Regions from separate parts of the Homo sapiens genome. Here region 1 is linked to region 2. A link is a loop called in an ENCODE intact Hi-C map of the cell type or tissue named here. Cell type or tissue: B cell. All regions are shown on one strand. Links, peaks and the distances in the headings refer to the core of each region. The heading gives the core; the rest is flanking DNA.

The links. Peaks named below come from ENCODE experiments on the same cell type or tissue, not always from the same donor. Only the 100,000 strongest peaks of a DNase experiment are listed, where the experiment ranks them.
Region 1: a loop joins it to region 2, with 11 times the contacts of the local background. A loop is called at or near these places in 8 of 110 quality-filtered maps.

What each region holds. Positions count from the first base shown.
Region 1 is chr17:82,815,170-82,823,643 of GRCh38, forward strand. All of the region lies in intron 13 of TBCD (tubulin folding cofactor D), which reads left to right. Among named protein-coding and RNA genes, the nearest start is that of ZNF750, 21 kb to the right of the region's middle. In B cell, for the core only: a CTCF peak has its summit at 7,938; DNase peaks (open chromatin) are centred at 3,222 and 4,052; H3K4me3 peaks cover 1,169 bases.
Region 2 is chr17:82,868,505-82,877,049 of GRCh38, forward strand. TBCD (tubulin folding cofactor D) reads left to right here. Exons shown (of 39, transcript NM_005993.5): 14 at 1,720-1,876. It overlaps LOC124904096 (a long non-coding RNA gene), which reads right to left and starts at 4,122. Exons shown (of 2, transcript XR_007065971.1): 1 at 1,111-4,122; 2 at 98-718. RefSeq lists enhancers at 2,349-3,546, 2,984-3,033, 6,949-8,148 and a silencer at 3,154-3,313. In B cell, for the core only: a CTCF peak has its summit at 3,186; DNase peaks (open chromatin) are centred at 2,857, 4,267, 4,607 and 5,293; H3K4me3 peaks cover 708 bases; H3K27ac peaks cover 1,937 bases; H3K27me3 peaks cover 1,944 bases.

The DNA of each region.
Region 1 (8,474 bases), core at 1-8,000, 53 kb before region 2:
CATTGGCCTTTGTAATTTCCTAATTGCCTCTTTTGTCTGCTGTGGAATTTTAATGCCACAGATTACCCTGTGTAGCTGGTTTTGGAGGGCCACGAATCCTTGTAATGTCTGATTTTCTTACTCCCCAAAACCGGTTTTCATTCTTGAGGGACATTGTCGCCCCTTAAGGACACATGCAGTGGCACCTGCTTCAGTTGTAGAACCAGGTACCCCTGGCAGCATCCTGGGTCACCTGGAGTGACGTGGTGCTCCCTGGAGATGAGGCTCACGCCAGCGTGAAACCAGGGTGGGAACTGGGGTGGAGGGCCAGGGGAGCTCTGCAGTGGCCAGCAGTGGGGTGGGGACAGAGGGCACAGCATGGCAGATGCAGGGGCACTGCCCCAGACCAGCTCTTGTGCCGTGGCCACACGCAGCCCTGTCTGTGTTTGGTGGGGAGAGTCCCTGGGTGTGGCTGGCAGTGCCCTCTGAGGGCAGGAAGGAAAGGATGTCTGTACAGGATAGAGTGGGGGCCCATCCTGAGAGGGCCTCACCACAGAGACTTGATTCTGTCCAAAATAAAGACACCTGAGATGTGGTGGCCTCACGTCTTCCCAGTGTGGAGCTGTGGTGGCGTCTGAAGTGACCGCTTTGCACTTGGCATTTTGATGTATGGGGAGAGCTTTTAGAGCCTGCAGTTCTTTTTTTTAATGTCTCTGCTTATTTTTTTCCAGACTTCTTTAATGTTTAGACCTCTTTATTGCGATCTAATTTACATGCCATAAAATGCACTCATTTAAGTGTACGGTTAAGTGGTTTTTATATATTTACAGAGTTGCGCAACTATTGCCATAATTTAATTTCCGAACATTTTCATTGCCTCCAAAGGAACCCTGTGTTTAAGAACTCACTCTTTACTCTCCCCAGCACCCCCGCCCTGGCAGCCATGTCTCCAGTGTCTCTGTGAATTTGTCTTTTATAGACATTTCCTAACAGTGGAACCTACGACATGTGATCTTTGGCGTCCGAATTCTTCGGCTGAGTTTCTCTGTGTCGTAGCCTGTGGAGTGCCTCCTTCCTTCCTGTGGCAGAGCCTTGTCCTGCTGTGTAAATGCACCACACGCCACGTTTTGTCCATCCTTTTCATCAGCTGATGTACATCTGGGTTGTTTCCACCTTTCACTGTTAGGTTAATGCTGCCATGAACATCGTGTACACGTTTTTGAGTGGATGTTGGGTGTAGGCCTAGTAGAAATGCTGGGTCATACGGTAACTCCACGTTTAACTTTCTAAGAACCTGCCAAACTTTTTCCAAAATGATTGCACCATTTCAAGTTCCTGCCTGTAGTGTGTGAGGGTTCTGCTTCTCTGATCCTCACCAACACTTGCTTTTATCTTTTTTTTTTTGGACGCGGTTTCACTTTGTTGCCCAGGCTGGAGTGTGGTGATGCAATCTCTGCTCACTGTAATCTCTGCCTCCCAGGACCAGGCGATCCTCTCACCTCAGCCTCCTGAGTAGCTGGGACCACCGGTGCCCACCACCATGCCACATTAATTTTTTTTTTTAGTTTTGTTAGAGACAGGGCTTCACCACATTGCCCAGGCTGGTCTTGAAGTCCTCAGCTGAAGCAGTCCACCCGCCTTGGCCTCCCAGAGTGTGGGGAATACAGGCGTGAGCCACCACACTTGCCCCCTGCTTCTTTAAAAAAAAAAAAAAAAAAAAAAGCCGTCCTAGTGAGTGTGAAGCGCCACCTTGTTTTGCTTTTCATCTGCTTTTCCCCAGTGACTGATGACACTGAGCATTTTCTGTGTTTGCCCGTTTGTATGTCTTCTTTGGAGAAATGTCTTTTCAAGTTCTTTACTCATTTAAAAAAATATTTTTTTAATTGTTGTTGTAAGTAAGAGTTTTTTTATGTATTCTGGATATAAGTCTCTTATTGGATATATGATTTGCAAATGTTTTATTGCGTTCCATGGTTGCCTTTTCACTTTCTATTGATTGATTGACAGAGTCTTGCTCCGTTGCCCAGGCTAGAGTGCAGTGGCCCCATCACAGCTCGTTGCCACCTTGATCTCCTGGGCTCAAGCCATATTCCCACCTTAGCTTCCCAAGTAGTTGGGACTACAGGGGTGCACCACCATGCCTGGCAACTTTTTTTTCTTTTTTTGAGACAGGATCTCATTCCCATCGCCCAGGCCGGAGTGCAGTGGCGTGATCTCAGCTCACTGCAGCCTCCACCTCTCAGGCTCAGGCGGTCTGCCTACCTCAGTCCCCTAAGTAGCTGGGGCTACAGGTATGTGCCACCATGCCCAGCTAATTTTTGTATTTTTTATAGAGATGGGGTTTTCCCATGTTGTCCGGGCTGGTCTCGAACTCCTGAGCTCAAGCGATCCCCCCGCTTCAGCCTCCCAAAGTGCTAGGATTATAGGCGTGAGCTACTGCACCTGGCCTTCATGCCTGGCTAATTAAAAAAGTTTTTTGTAGAGATGGGGGTCTCACTATGTGGCCCAGGCTCGTCTTGAACTTCTGGCCTCCAGTGATCCTCCTGCCTCAGCCTCCCAAAGTGCTGGGATTGTAGGCTGTACCTGGTGTGTTTTCAATTTCTTTGATGGTGATATTTGACCCAGGTTTTAAATTTTAATTAAGTCCAGCTCATCAGTCTTTTTCTTTCTTGTGTTTCTGGTGTCATAGCTAAGAAATCATTGCTGACCCCAGAACCATGAAGTTGTGGTTTCATTTAACGTTTTGTTCCATCCGAAGTAAGTGACTCGTAATGTTTATTTGTGACACTAGATGTGTGTGAGGGTGTGTGTGTGAATGTGTAGCTGGGATGGAATGAAGTCCCTGCCTGTGGGGAGCCAGCTCCAGGTTCACTCAAAGGAGACAAGAGACTCTACTGGCTTGTGTGTGTGCTCTGTCATGTCTTATGGCAACATGCACTGACCCCAGGCAGCTGGGGCGAGAGGATATGGGTGTTGGCATCATAAACGAAAAGGGTAAAGCTATGGTTCAGAAACTGACACGTGATGTGGAATACACTGGCCCATGACCTTCGCATGGTTGGTTGGCCCCTTCTGCCTGGCGGTGCCCTCCATGTGAGCTGAACCCTCTTTGCAGCCCCCATTCTGTTCCTGGTGGGACATGGAGAAGCTGTGCTGTCTCTGCACAGGGCAAGGGTTCTTTCAGGCAGGGGTGAAAGAGATCCCATCTTGGGGCTGACTCAGGAGGTGACAGGGCTGACATTTGATGAGCATTTGCAGCATGCTTTTTATGTTTTTGTTTTAGACCTCACACCATTCCTCTGAGAGCCGTCTTGTTTATATAAAGCTATAGTTGGGAGCCACGTGTGGTGGCGGTGCCTTTAATCCTAGCCTCTTGGGAGGCCAAGGCAGGAGGATCACTTGAGCCTAGGAATTTGATACCAGCCTGGACATCATAGTGAGACACCCTCTCTGAACAAACAAACACACACACACAAACACTGCAGCTGTGGGAGCCAGGAAGTCTTTCTGGTGTCACAGCTCATGCTCAGCCCTTCGGCCTCCTCCATGTCACACGGCTGAGCTGTCCCTGCACCTCCTTGTCTCCTTGGAGAGTTACTGTGGTTCTCTGTCAGTTTGGTTTGAAAAGTGAAAACAGGCTGGGCACGGCGGCTCATGCCTATAATCCCAGCACTTTGGGAGGCCAAGGCGGGGGGATCACCTGAGGCCAGGAGTTCGAGACCAGCCTGGCCAACATGGTGAAACCCCGTCTCTGCTAAAAATACAAGGATGTGGTGGTGCATGTCTGTAATCCCAGCTACTCGGGAGGCTGAGGCAGAAGAATCGCGTGAACCCAGGAGGCAGAGGTTGCAGTGAACCGAGATCGCACCACTGCACTCCAGCCTGGGTGACAGAGCAAGATCCTGTCTCAAAAAAAAGAAAAAAAAGCGCGAAAACAAATGCTTGGCAAATAAATGTCGTAGAAAGACACAATATAGATGAGCATGTTTGATGACTAAAGCTTTTGTTTGTCTTAGAGGAAATGTGGAGCTTCATTGGTGCATGCTAAAGGAGGAAGAAGTAAAACTAGGGAAGTCAGGTGGGCAGGCAGTGATGCGATGTTTGCCTGGAAGGCACCCTGGGTCTTTCTGCCCTTAGTCCTCTGAATAGGGGGACTCTGCCTGCTGGACTCAGGAAAAAAGCATCGCATTTTCTTTGGGTTACTTTTTAGGGAATCCTGCTGATTCCTCTCCACACATACAGTGCACACACACACAGAATCTCCATCTGTTGTGCTGTAAGCCTATTTCTTGGTCTCTGACTCTGTGCACACCACCACGCCCAGCTAATTTTTTAAAGAAATTCGAAAGTAGCCTGCGCAACAAAATGAGATCCTGTTTCTACAAAAATTGTTTTAAAAAGGTAGTTGGGTGCAGTCCCAGCTACTCAGGAGGTTGAGGTGGGAGAATTGCTTGAGTCCAGGAGGTTGAGGCTGCAGTGAGCCATGATCGCAGTGCTGCACTCACGCGATCCTCCTGCCTCGGCCTGTGGACAGTGGGCCATGTTCTTTTTCTCTTTGCATCATCACCTCTGTTTGAGGACTACTGTTAAAGGGCTACTTGGTCTTTATTTTAGGTGATTCAAATTCCAGGACTTTTCTTGAGTGGTCCTGGCGTAGGTCCTTTCACCTTTTTTGTGGCTCCTCTTTGAACACCTCTGTTGTTGTGGCAGGAGGAGGTGGGCACTCCTCACCATGAGTAAGCTCCTACAATGTTTGTGAACCCTTACGGTTTCCTTTGTTGGATACAAGAAGCACAGGTGGGGGGATGTATTGGTTTAAGTTTACCTTTTTTTTTTTTTTCTTTTTTTGAGACAGAGTCTTGCTCTGTTGCCCAGGCTGGAGTGCAGTGGCGCCCTCTTGGCTCACTGCCAGCTCCATCTCCCAGGTTCAAGTGATTCTCATGACTCAGCCTCCCGAGTAGCTGGGAGTCAGGCGCCCGCCACCATGCCCAGCCAATTTTTTTATTTTTAGTAGAGACCAGATTTCTCCATGTTGGCCAGGCTGGTCTCGAACTCCTGACCTCAAGTGATCTGCCTGCCTTGGCTTCCCAAAGTGCTGGGATTACAGGCGTGAGGCACTGCGCCCAGCCAACTGTACTATTTTGATAAAATGTATACATGTGCTCCTTATTATGCATTTTGTGGTTTTCATCAGTATTTTGCTTTTTGAAAAATGTCAAGTGTTCTGATCTCTTTGGACATTTTGTATGAACCCTATTTCCCTTGCTATCCTTATTGATTGAGAATTGTGCATATTGATTTGGGTAATAATAACTAGCACTTGGTGTTTTTCTGAGCTTGGATGTGTAGATTCATGTCTTTCATCAAACTCGGGTAGTTTTCAGTCATTGTTTCTTCAGGTATTTTTGCTGCCCCTCTCCTCTCCTTGTGGGACTCTTGTTATGTTAATACACATGTTGGTACTCTTGGTGGTACCCTATGAGTCTCTTAGGTTTTGCACTCATTTCAGCTCTTGAGTCTTCTTGTTATGTTAATACACATGTTGGTACGCTTGATGGTGCCCTATGAGTTTCTTAGGTTCTGCCCTCATTTCAGCTCTTGAGTCCTCTTGTTATGTTAATACACATGTTGGTAAGCTTGATGGTGCCCTATGAGTCTCTTAGGTTCTGTGCTCATTTCAGCTGTTGAGTCCTCTTGTTGTGTTAATATACATGTTGGTAAGCTTGATGGTGCCCTATGAGTCTCTTAGGTTCTGCACTCATTTCAGCTGTTGAGTCCTCAGTTCCAGAATTTCTCTTTAGTTTCTCTTTTAATAATTTCTTTTTGAGACAGGGTCTTGCTCTGTCGCCCAGGCTGGAGTGCAGTGGTGGTATCACGGCTTACTGCAGCCTCAACCTCCCAGGCCCAAGCAGCTCTCCCGCCTCAGCCTCCTGAGTAGCTGAGACCACAGGCCTGCTGCACTGGAAAAAAAAATTGTAGAAACAGGATCTCACTTTATTGTCCAGACTGCTTTCAAATTCTTGGACTCAAGTGATCTTCCTGCCTTGGCCTGCCTTGGGATTATAGGAGTGAGCTGCTGTGCCCAGCCTGTTTTTATAATTTCTGTCTCTTTATCAACATTCCATGTTAGTTTAAATGTTGTTCTTTTGGTCTCCTTTAGTTCTTTGTCCACAGTTTTCTTGAGATCTGTGAGCATATTTTTGTCTAAGACTGAGCACAGTGGCTCACACTTGCTTCCCAGCACTTAACCTTTGCTTTAAAGCCTAAAAAGGAAGAAATCTTTGCATATGTGTTTCCCAAATAACAGATTTGAGGGCTGTGTTGGTGACATAGGTCTGTTTATACCCACTGTGTGGCTAAAGCAGGTCTCTGTTAAATTAGCATCTACAAAGCTTTTCTCCTGCCTTCCCTCAAACTTAGGAAGCTCCCTATGCAATCTTCAGGCTGGGGTCCTTCACTGCCCCCTCTCAAGGAGGCCTACCCCTTCCCCCAGAAGGTGCAGTCTGTCACCCCATGTCTTATAAAGTGTAATGGTCTGGTGTCCCAAAGCCACAGAGAAGCCCATTCTAACCTTCCTGCAACTTTCTGAAGGTTGGAGAGCATGTTTGTTTTACTGCTAGGAGGCTCAAGGTCCCTGTGAACCTGCATCAGGTAGTAAGCCCTGCATGTCGGAAATACAGACTGCCTAACTCTTATCTAAGGTGATGTTTTGAGAAAATTTTTAAATGTATAATACATTTTATAAATTTCGAAAAAATTTTAATAAACATTAAATTTTTATAAGTTTATATAAATGTTATAAATTTTGAAAAATGTACAGAGTTGCATTGGAGCACACGCTCTCAGTGTTCATCGAAGACGTACAAGCAGCGTCTTACGACGATGTTGCTGCAGCTGCCTTGGGGTCTTGTTAAAAGCACCATTCAGTAGATTAATTCCCACCTGTGGACTGTGTTTTCTGGCTTCCAAAAGAAACTGTCATGTTTTTCTCTCTGGATGACGAAAACTCTGCACGTACTTCCTATGACAAGTGCGATTGGCGCCCACTGCTCTTGGCAGTTGAGGTGAGGACACAGCGTTTCTGTGACGGTGAAGGGGACAGGGTTTGGAGGGAGATTCAGACATTAAACAAGGAAACGAAGGGAGCAATTTCAGAGAATGGATAAAGTCGTTAAGAAAATACAAAAGGGCGGTGAGATCCTCAGTGATGGGGCCAACCAGTGACTTGAATAAGACTTGGGGAAGACCTCCTGGGGCGACATTTACGCTGAGAGCTTCTACCGTGAAGGAGCCGAGCAGGATGGACTCCTGACCGCAGCATCTCAAAGAGGAACGAAGGCTCGCACGAGCTGGGACAGCGGAAAGAGCAGAAGAGTGGGCACAGAAAAGCGCCTGGGGGCCAGATCCTAGAGGGGCTTCAGGAACACAGTGAGGGGTTTGGAAATTATTCAACATAAAGTCAGATACTGGGGAATACACGGGGGTGCAGTGGAAAGGAAGAGCGAGGGAGAGTGAGGCCATTCGGGAGCCACCACAGTGTTCGGAGTGAGACCAGAGCTGTGAAGAAAGAGAAAAGGAAATACGCTGCATGTAGGATTCTGAACTCAACGACTTTGCTGTTCTATTCAGTGAAAGAGAGTGAGATAGTAAGGTCAGTGAGTGACATGTTGGAGCCTTCCACATAGTAATGGTCTACAAAGTTATGGATTGATGAGTTCACACAGGAGGGAGTGAGAGATGAGGAAGGTGAATGGGTGGAAAAGCTTGAACCGGGTTCCCAGGCTCACTGGCATGGGGAGGTGGAGAAAAGGGGAGGAAGCAGCCGACATGGAAACCCGCAGAGGCTCCTTCAGAAGGGATATTTTATAGGAGAGGAGTCCGATTCTGAGAGGGGGAAGGGGTGGAGGACCAGAGTTTCCTCACAGGCTCTGGAGCACTGAGGTGGATGGTAAATTCCAGGAGAGCAGCTCCAGCTGAGGTCTAGGGACAGGGCATTCCCTCCCTGGTAGAGCCGTTGGGGCTCAGTGCCGAGGCTGGCTCAGGCTCTTGTGGGGGGCCCTGCTGTCTGTCCAGCCCTGGCTGTGGCCTGGCCTGACCCTGCTGCCCCCTGCAGGCCTGTGTACCTCAGTTCCCAGGTGATCAAGGGGCCCTGGGAGAGGTTGGGTCTGAGCACGTCCTGACATGGCCCCAGTGTCCAGTTCCCCGCCTGTTTTTGTTGGCTTGTTTAATCTTGGTAGGCTTTTAAGCTTTCAGGTTTTCAGGAAAATGCAAAGCATGAGACATCTTTGACTTTGTACGTGGACCGATTGTTCTTTTTTTGTGTTAATGGTGTTTTTTTCCTTGTGTGAACGTGTGTGTTTCGTGTTGCACTCCGCCCTGCTCTCCCTCCCTCCCTCCCTGTAGAACGTGGCATTTTGGCTGAACGTTAACACTGGTGGGGGCAGACGGCAGTGGGCCCCCGTTAAGACTGTTTAGAAAGGGCGTTGTCGGCATCT
Region 2 (8,545 bases), core at 35-8,034:
GAACTTTCTATTTTGAGGAAAGTTCATTTTTATGTAGTTTTAGTAAGTGTATAAACGTAATAATCTTATTAAAAGTAATCACCATATGTATATAAAATACACTGTGCAGAAACATCCATTTTTATTGCTGTTTATAGAGAATAAAAGATCCTTAGATGCAAAAAGTCAGAGGGGAAATTTGCATATAATATTCGTAGTCCTACAGTTGTTGCTTATGGTGTTTTGCCTAAGACCATTTCTAGGTGCATTTTTCTGGGAGATAATGTATCTGATGACAGTTGCATGTGCAGATAACCGGCCTCTCATGTATCCATCCCGGGAGTGCCTTTTCTCAGACTGTGTGTAGTGTTAGTGAACTTGATTGGTGGGTGTGAAGTGTACAGACGGCGTGTGCGTGGAGCGGGTCGTGTGCAGAGCCCCGAACGAGACCCTGGCGTGTGCGTGGAGCGGGTCGTGTGCAGAGCCCCGAACGAGACCCTGGCGTGTGCGTGGAGCGGGTCGTGTGCAGAGCCCTGAATGAGGCCTTGGTGTGTGGGTGCTTCAGCGTGAGGGCCACCTGGGGAGGAGTGCTTATCTGGGGAGGCTGAGCTGGGTTGGAGGCTTGGGTGCTCCCCCTGGCTCCGTGGGTCTCCATTGCTGGCTTCATAGCTGTGTTCCGTTTTCTTTGTTCAGCAGTTGATCTCAAGTATTTATTCCAAAGCACTTGAAATACATGAACCTAATAAATCGAACAAATACAGTAAAACTTTAGCTTCTTGGAACATCCCCATATACTTACACCACGTCCTAAAATCCTCTCATGTCTATGTAAAAAATCGGGTAGCCTGGGTAACGTGGGATGCCATCTCTACAAAAAATTTAAAAAGTAGCTGGGTGTGATGGTGGCATGCTTGTAGTCTCAGCTACTTAGGAGGCTGAGGAGGGAGGATCGCTTGAGCCTGGGAGGTGGAAGGTGCAGTGAGCCAAGATTGTGGCACTGCACTCCAGCCTGGGAGACAGAGCCAGACCCTGTCTCAAAAAAATAAGAAATAAATGAAATCACACTTGTGTGATGTCAGATTACCCATTAACCCACTTTTGAATGGAGCTGGAAGGATAATCCACACCTACCTCGGATTTCTCTGCGTGGCTGTTTTGCATAGGAGCCCTGCATGGGTTATTCTTGAAGTCAGCACTGTAGGAGCCGTGGCCGGCTTTGCATTTTCATCCTGGTTCACCCCAGACCTGCTCTGGGCAGAGCCAGGCATCCCCTGGGACGCTCTGCCTTTGCGTGTCCACGACAGTACAATTCCAGGCACTGCCTGGCATCTGCGTCTCTCCCTCCCCTGAACCAGGGGCGCCTCTCCCTCCCCTGAACCAGGGGCTCCTCTTCCTCCCTGCCTGGCAGGAGCTGCGTTTCCTTGAGTCTCCTCAGACTCGGCAGACCCCTGGGTGGTATCATGTGCTATTCTGAAGGAGCTTTTGCTTCATGGCACTTGAAAAAAATCCTTTCACTGGATCTGAGTTGGTGAGCATGCATCTTCCTTTCGTAGGTTTGTTTTCTGACCAGGCCGTGGGTCTAACAGGAGCCCCGAACCTCTGGGTGGGCTCCGTGTCGCTTGCGTGCCTCACTCATCTGGCACCGTGACCGCGCTCCGGCCCTGAGCCCCACTTCTCTGAAGCCTCACGTGTTGCCCGTGTGGTCTGCTCCTCACCGTCTTTTCTCTTGTCCTTGCCCAGTTGTCGCCGTGATCCTGAAGGCGCTGACCTACGACGAGAAGCGGGGTGCCTGCAGCGTGGGCACCAACGTCAGGGACGCCGCCTGCTACGTGTGCTGGGCCTTCGCGCGTGCCTATGAGCCTCAGGAGCTGAAGCCCTTTGTGACTGCAATCTCGAGGTAGGCCCATTCGTCGAGGTACATCGGATGCGCCGTGCCCCCTGACGGCGCCGTGTGTCGTTTCCTCCATGAGAGGTGTGCACAGCAGATGCTCGTGAAAAGGTGAAATTACTTGGCCAGAGGATCTGTGACAAAGCCACCGCTTGGAGGTCAAGCTCCTTTTCTGTGGGTGAGCAACCAGAGCAGAAGTGTGTGGAGGAACATTCTGGAGGTCTTGGCCACCCTGCAGGCAGTGGATTCTTGGGCGCAGGTGATCGACAACCAGAGCAGAAGTGTGTGGAGGAACATTCCGGAGGTCTTGGTCACCCTGCAGGCAGCAGATTCTTGGGCGCAGGTGATCGGCACGCTGGGTGGCGTGGGAGGAAGCAAGTGGGGCACGGGAATCGCCTGTGCGTGCTCCCTGCGGTCGTGGGTCTTGGCGAGAGGCGAATTCTGTCTCTATCTCCTTTCAAGTTCCTCTGGAATACAGCAGGCATGTTGGACATGGCAGTCTTCAGATGGTGTTTGTTTTTGTTGAGGAGCTGGATTTTGTGTTTTTGTGGACCAGCACTTGAGAGAATGTTCAGTAGCAATAGCCTTCGCTGGCATGCCTGATGTCAGCTCCTCTGAGATGTAAGTGAACACTTCAGAACCTCTGGGAGGTAGGGAGACACTTTTTCCCTCTGGCTTCCTGATGAGAAAACTGAAGCCAGCAGGTTTCATGGGATCACCAGAACCCCAGAAGCTGTGCGGCCTGTGGCGGGCGGGGCTCCTGCCTCGGTGTCCAGTGCGCGCACCCAGCTGAGCCCCGTAGTGGTGTCCTGTGCCAGGGACTTTCAGGATCTGATACTTTTTGCTTAGGAAACATGCAAAACATGTGTCCCCAGCGCAGGAAACGATTCAATTCAATTCAACCGTGTGCGCTGGTTTTGTACACTGCTTTTGGACTGAAATGAGTTCTTTTGTGCTGAAGAAGGCAGGTGCTTCCTTTCTTGTTGTGCATGAAGGAGCTGGAGGCGGGACACCGAGGAAGGCGACTCAGTGTCACTGTCCGTCATGGGTGTGTGAGCCCACGGCTGAATCATCACAAGGTTTCACACCCGCACTTCACCTGACAACTTTTACTAGGAAAATGAACTAGGGAAACTGACTTCAGAATTATGCCCAAGTCTTAGAAGCTCCTCCTGCAGCTGTTCAGGAGCCGAGCGTCCCCTGCTCACTACAAGACGCCTGAAGGGGTCATGGGATGCAGCGTCTGAAGCTTCCACCTGGAAGTGCACTGCTCCTTTTGGTCTGGGCGGGGCGGGGCGCCGGTGGCAGATGCCCCTGGTGGCAGGCTCAGGCTACTGTGCTGGGTCCCCTCTGCCCCGCACGCCCCGCGAGCACCAGCAGGGCCTCCCCGGCATGTGGCGGGGCCAGCGTTGGCCTGGGGCCCGCTTGGCTTTGATCTCGTGGGGCTTCGTCTTTTGGACGTCCTGGGTGCGCCTCCACTGTGGCTCCTGGGTTCCCTCACGCACCCGGGTGTAAGCGCCACTGCCTGTGTCCGACAAGCAGCTCGTTGTGAGGCACACGCTGGTAAGCAGCTCGTTGTGAGGCACACGCTGGTGTAGGCTCCGAAGGGTCTCGGTGACAGGCGCTTTTCTCTTGTTCCTGCCCACTGCTGTTCCATCTTACCAAATACTCAGTAGCGTCCGGAGAGGGACCTCAACCCGGTTACTTCCCTGGGTGTGCAGCACGTGGCCAGCGTCTCATAGTCTAGATTCTTGCATCAGAGCGAAGCCTGAGAGGAGCCGAGGGTCCTCCTCCTATCCAGGGAGACCGTGTGTTTCCCGAGGCAGCTGTGAACACGCACGTCCCTCTTGTCCTGCTCCTCTTCGGAGGAGAACAGCGCGGCTGGAGGGTGCTGGTGCTGGCCAACGTGTTATGGAGAGTGTGGCTTACCTGAGGCCAGGGAGGTCTGGGGTGGCTGAGAGCGGCTGTGGCCTCTGTCTGCTGCTCTCCCCAGTGGCCACTCTGGCAGCGCTGCTGGGCAGGGGCTTGGCTGCTGGTGGTCTTCAGGGAGCAGTGCCTTGCAGAGTGGAGCAGAGAAGACGGAGAGGTCCGGCTTTAGGCCCCTGCCGAGCTCCTGAGGCCCTGCCGCGTGCCTGTGCCAGCCTGCAGCGCTGCTGTCTGTGTGCGGGAGCTCTTGTGTGTGATCAGCCTCAGGAAAGGCTCTTCCTGTTACTTCCTTGTGCTGCTCCTGCACTTCTAGGAAGTTGATCCTGTAACTAGGAAGTGAAAGCAAAAAAATGTATCTTTCTTATTGTTGATAGGAATAGTCACAGAACGAGAAAACTTCCTTACGTTGATATCTCATTCAGTTTCCTTAGCAACCCTGAGAGGTGGGCAGGGGCCACCGTCATTCTGGTTTCACTGAGGAAGTCAGGACAGCACTGAAGACACCTGTCCAGCACCTTGTGCTGACGGCTTCCCAGCCAGGCCCATCACCTGGTGGCCGAAGGCTTCTGAGCCAGGCCCATCACCTGGTGGCCGACGGCTTCTGAGCCAGGCCCGGCACCTCGTGGCCGACGGCTTCTGAGCCAGGCCCGGCACCTCGTGGCCGACGGCTTCTGAGCCAGGCCCGGCACCTCGTGGCCGACGGCTTCTGAGCCAGGCCCGTCTGGGCAGCAGCTCCCAGGCCCTGGCCCGGGGCTCAGCGCTGCCTCGTGGCTGAGAAGCTCCTCACCACCTGCTGTGAGGCCGTGGAAAGACCCTGAATGCAGACGTGTGACGGCTGCAGCTGCATCTGGCCCCTCAGATGGTGGTTCCCCTTTCATGGTGAAAATCCTCACGGATTTCCTTTTCAGCCTCATATTTTGTCTAAGAGCTGTCAACATCACTGAAACCTGGGCCTGCCCTTCATCCTGGGGAGGACTCCCTGGTCCAGTGTCACAGGAGGAGTCGGGCCAGGGTTGAGGGCTGGCACAGGACATGGGGGTGAGACGAAACCTCCACTCACCTGGGAGGGTGTCTAGGTGGGCACGGAACCCAGGGTCGTGTATGGGCCATCACTCATGGGTTCTCTGTTTTGGGGGAAAGCTGATCCCACTGGAGGGTGACTGTAATGAGAGTCTCCAGATCAGGTGCCGACTTTGGAGAAATGCAGGTGCAACTGTCCGAACAAATCAAGTCCCCGCTACTGGACGGGGCTGGCAGCTCAGCTGGGGCCGGAGAGAAAAGTCACGAGCAAGAAAGTTCTTACCTAAGGTCCTGGACAGGCAGATACATAACTTCTGCCTTTGGCAACGTTAGATGTCATCGTTCCAGAGTAAAATACCTATAAAAACCTGCCGATGCGCGGGGAGCCTGGCCTTGGTCTGGGTGTGGAGGGCTGGGGGCCGGCCGGTCGGTAGGTCCTGGTGCAGGCGGGCCCCGTGCTTCATGGAGGTTGGCGCCGCTCGGTGGCCTGCTCGCTTATTCTTAGGCCTGATTCACAGAGGCTGGGGCCACTCAGTGATCTGTTCGCACATTCTCAGGCATGAACCTTCAGGGCTGGACTCCTGTTCTTTTGTGCAGTTTCCACAGGGGACCCTCTTGCTCCAGGGTCATCTTTCTCACTTTGAAGCCCCTTGAGCCGCCCCTGCACAGCCTCCTGTTGGCCCCGTGAGGGTCCTGACTGGGGCTCCTCTTTTGGAGCAGCTGCCACGTGTGGACCGGCACGGGCATGGTCGTGGTCTGCCCAGCTGGGTGTGGGGTTGAGCCCATCATGCTGTGGGGTGCTCCCTGGGGGTTGTGTGTGTGTGGGTCCCACGGTGGGAGGTGGGGTTGGGGTGAGTGTGACTTCTGTCTGGGGCATGTTGGGTGGGCGTGCAAGGGGGTCCTGGGACTCCTGAGTTTCTCAGGCCTGAAGGACTGTAGGACGCACTGTGGGCTGCAGGCTTGAAGAAGGATGTGAGTTTCTGGAGTAGCCTGGACTGCACAGCCAGGGCCTCCCCGGCATGTGGCGGGGCCAGCGTTGGCCTGGGTCCCACTTGGCTTTGATCTCGTGGGGCTTTGGTTTTTGGAGGTCCTGGGTGCGTCTCCACCATGGCTCCCGGGTTCCCTTGCGCACACCGAGCCAGCAGCTGCTGGGGCCTCAGGGCTCGCAGCTCACAGGCTTCTGACGCCTCAGCCTGGAGCTGGCGTTGTGCCCCTCGCCCCTTTACCTGTGCCATCCCGGCCGCAGACCCAAGGGTGCCCTTGGAGCCGTGCCCGCCGGCCTGGGTGTCAGGCTTGTCCAACGGGTTCTTAGAGAACCTGGGCCCCATCCCTCCTTGGCCCACGCAGACTCCAGGCATCCGGCCGGGCGGGCTGTGAGTCAGGCTGCACCAGGTGAGCGTGTGGGATGCTGCTGGTGCGAGCCTCCCTGCCCAGGAGCCCTGCGCACCCGGGTATCGGTTGGGGTGTGCCCTTCCAGATCTCCCTCCCTTGGTTTGTCATAGGTGACCACATTTTAATTACCAGCTTTTATGCCCGTCAATTTGGGAACGTGATACAATCTTGATTTCTCTAACTTTCACAAGTTCTTCGGTGGGTCCTGTAACAGTGGGTGCTTGGGATCAGAGCATCAGAGTGGAATTTTCGCAGGGAAATGGAAATGCCTGATCGAGCTGGGCGGTGGCAGCAGCCGCTCCTCACTCTTCAGGTGCCTGGCTCTTCTGAGAGTCAGTTCGGGGGTTTAGTGGCTCACTTTTTCTAATTGGTTCCTAGCTTTTTGCTAAAGAAACTTGGATTAACTGTTCTTTTGCCTCATGGTGTGAATTTATACTGTTCCTGTTTTATAAATACCAGAAGGAGCTTCGTAGGTAACTTTTACCATGTGTTGAAGGTAGCATTGGTTTTGAAAACCTGATTTCCTCAGTGTCGCACACGGGTAGCTTAAGAGGTGGGATAATTGTTGGAGTAGTGAATGGATTTCCCTGAGAAGCCAAGTGCAATTTAGGGGCAGTGACAGTGCGAAGTTAAAGTGGGACAGAGTGGTTATGTGTTATCTGCAAAATCCCTCCTAACCAGTAATCACAGTCTAATTTGCAAGAAGGAAAAGAAAGCCGAGCCCTACGCTGCTGCTGCTGCCATTGTGTGTCCAGTGATTTCCTCACCTGAAACTCTTTTGTAAGCAGCTCATGTTGACATCAGCTCCGCCCAGGCAGCCACGGGGCCCTCCCCTGCCAGGGGGCAGCCTCTGACTTTCGGCCTCCACCTCGAGCAAACCTGCTGAGCGGCGCGGCCCAGGGAGGATCCGCCGAGGCCTGCAGATCCGAGATCTCTTCCTCGGGGGCAGGATTGTCCTGGAAAATCAGGAAATGGCAGGCATTGCTCAGAGCTACGTCTTGTTCTCCCTCACCGGTGTTGCTCAGTGGCACAGCTTCCAGGGGAAGACAACACGTGTTTTTCAAGAAAAGTTAAGTGGCCATTACCGAGCAGAGTCCTAACCCTGTGAAACCCGGCAAATCCTGCCTCCACGTCAGCTCAGGTGTGACTCGAAAGCACTTAAAAAATTCTCGTGTTTTACCACTGTGTTGATTAGTGTGAGCTTTGGTTCTTGGGGGTTAGGAAAATTCAGCCATAGGCAGGTCCGATATGATTTGCAACTTTCAAAAAACAGGATGGCTAAATAACAAATTACTAGTCTGATATTTTTTAAATGTCTGACTTTCAAATGACACAGAATTATTGTTTCTTAAGGTAAAAACAGTGTATTTGGCTTTTTATTGCTATAAAATATTATATAAATAAGAAAACTTGAGCTGGGGTGAGGTCTGCACTTTGCTGTACCTGCCGAAAATGAGGTGCCTGGAGCTTGGGACAAGTCGAGGCGTGCACTTCCCCTTGACTCGGACAGGAAAGAGAATCCCTTTCTGTTTGACACAGACCATTTCTCTGTGTTGGGAAATCCTGGTGAAGTATCACATAAACTTCTCCAGCGAAAGCAAACGGGCGAGGACACCTAGGGCACGTTTCAGCGCAGACAGGCCGGCCCTTCTCGCGGCCTCGCAGTGTCTCTCTCCAGGTTCCCGGGGATGGTAGATGAACGTGGTGACTCACTCAGGGTGTTCCTGCGAAGGGAAACTGAGAGGCCCACGTGGGACGTTGGGTGTCCTGTTGGAGTAGTCCTTTAGGAAGGAGCTTTTATATTTATATTTAACTAGCATCATTAAACCTGTTTGTATTTATTTCTCGATGAGCCAGTTTTGTTCTGAGAATGAGAAAATAGAGCCGTTTTAATAAATGTCCAAATCAGGACAGTGTTAAATTTGTTGTAAGTCCATATATAGTTGATTGGTCGAATTAACTTGGGAGTCTGTGTTTAGTTAAAAACAGCGTTTCTCAGGCGTTGCTGTATTTTCTGTGAGGTTCAGTAAAATATACACGCAACAGCAACCATTTTGACTTCTCATGGCAGGAGCCAGCTTCGTTGAAGTGGGCCAGGCTGAAGTGAGGCCAGCTTTGCCTGCTGCAGCCCTGTGGTCTGTGTCCAAATTGCTGAGTACTGCCGGGAGAGGGAGCCGGGAGTGCCTGCGTCTCCTGCTGTCAGCCGGTCTGACTGCCTGAGCGGAGCTGTTGAAGTGGACTGAACAACAGTAACCTTAGAGGGTTAGACTTGGTGAGGATGGTAGATGATTTTAAGTTTCTTCTCTTTTTTCCATTCTTTCTTCATTAATCAATGTTCCA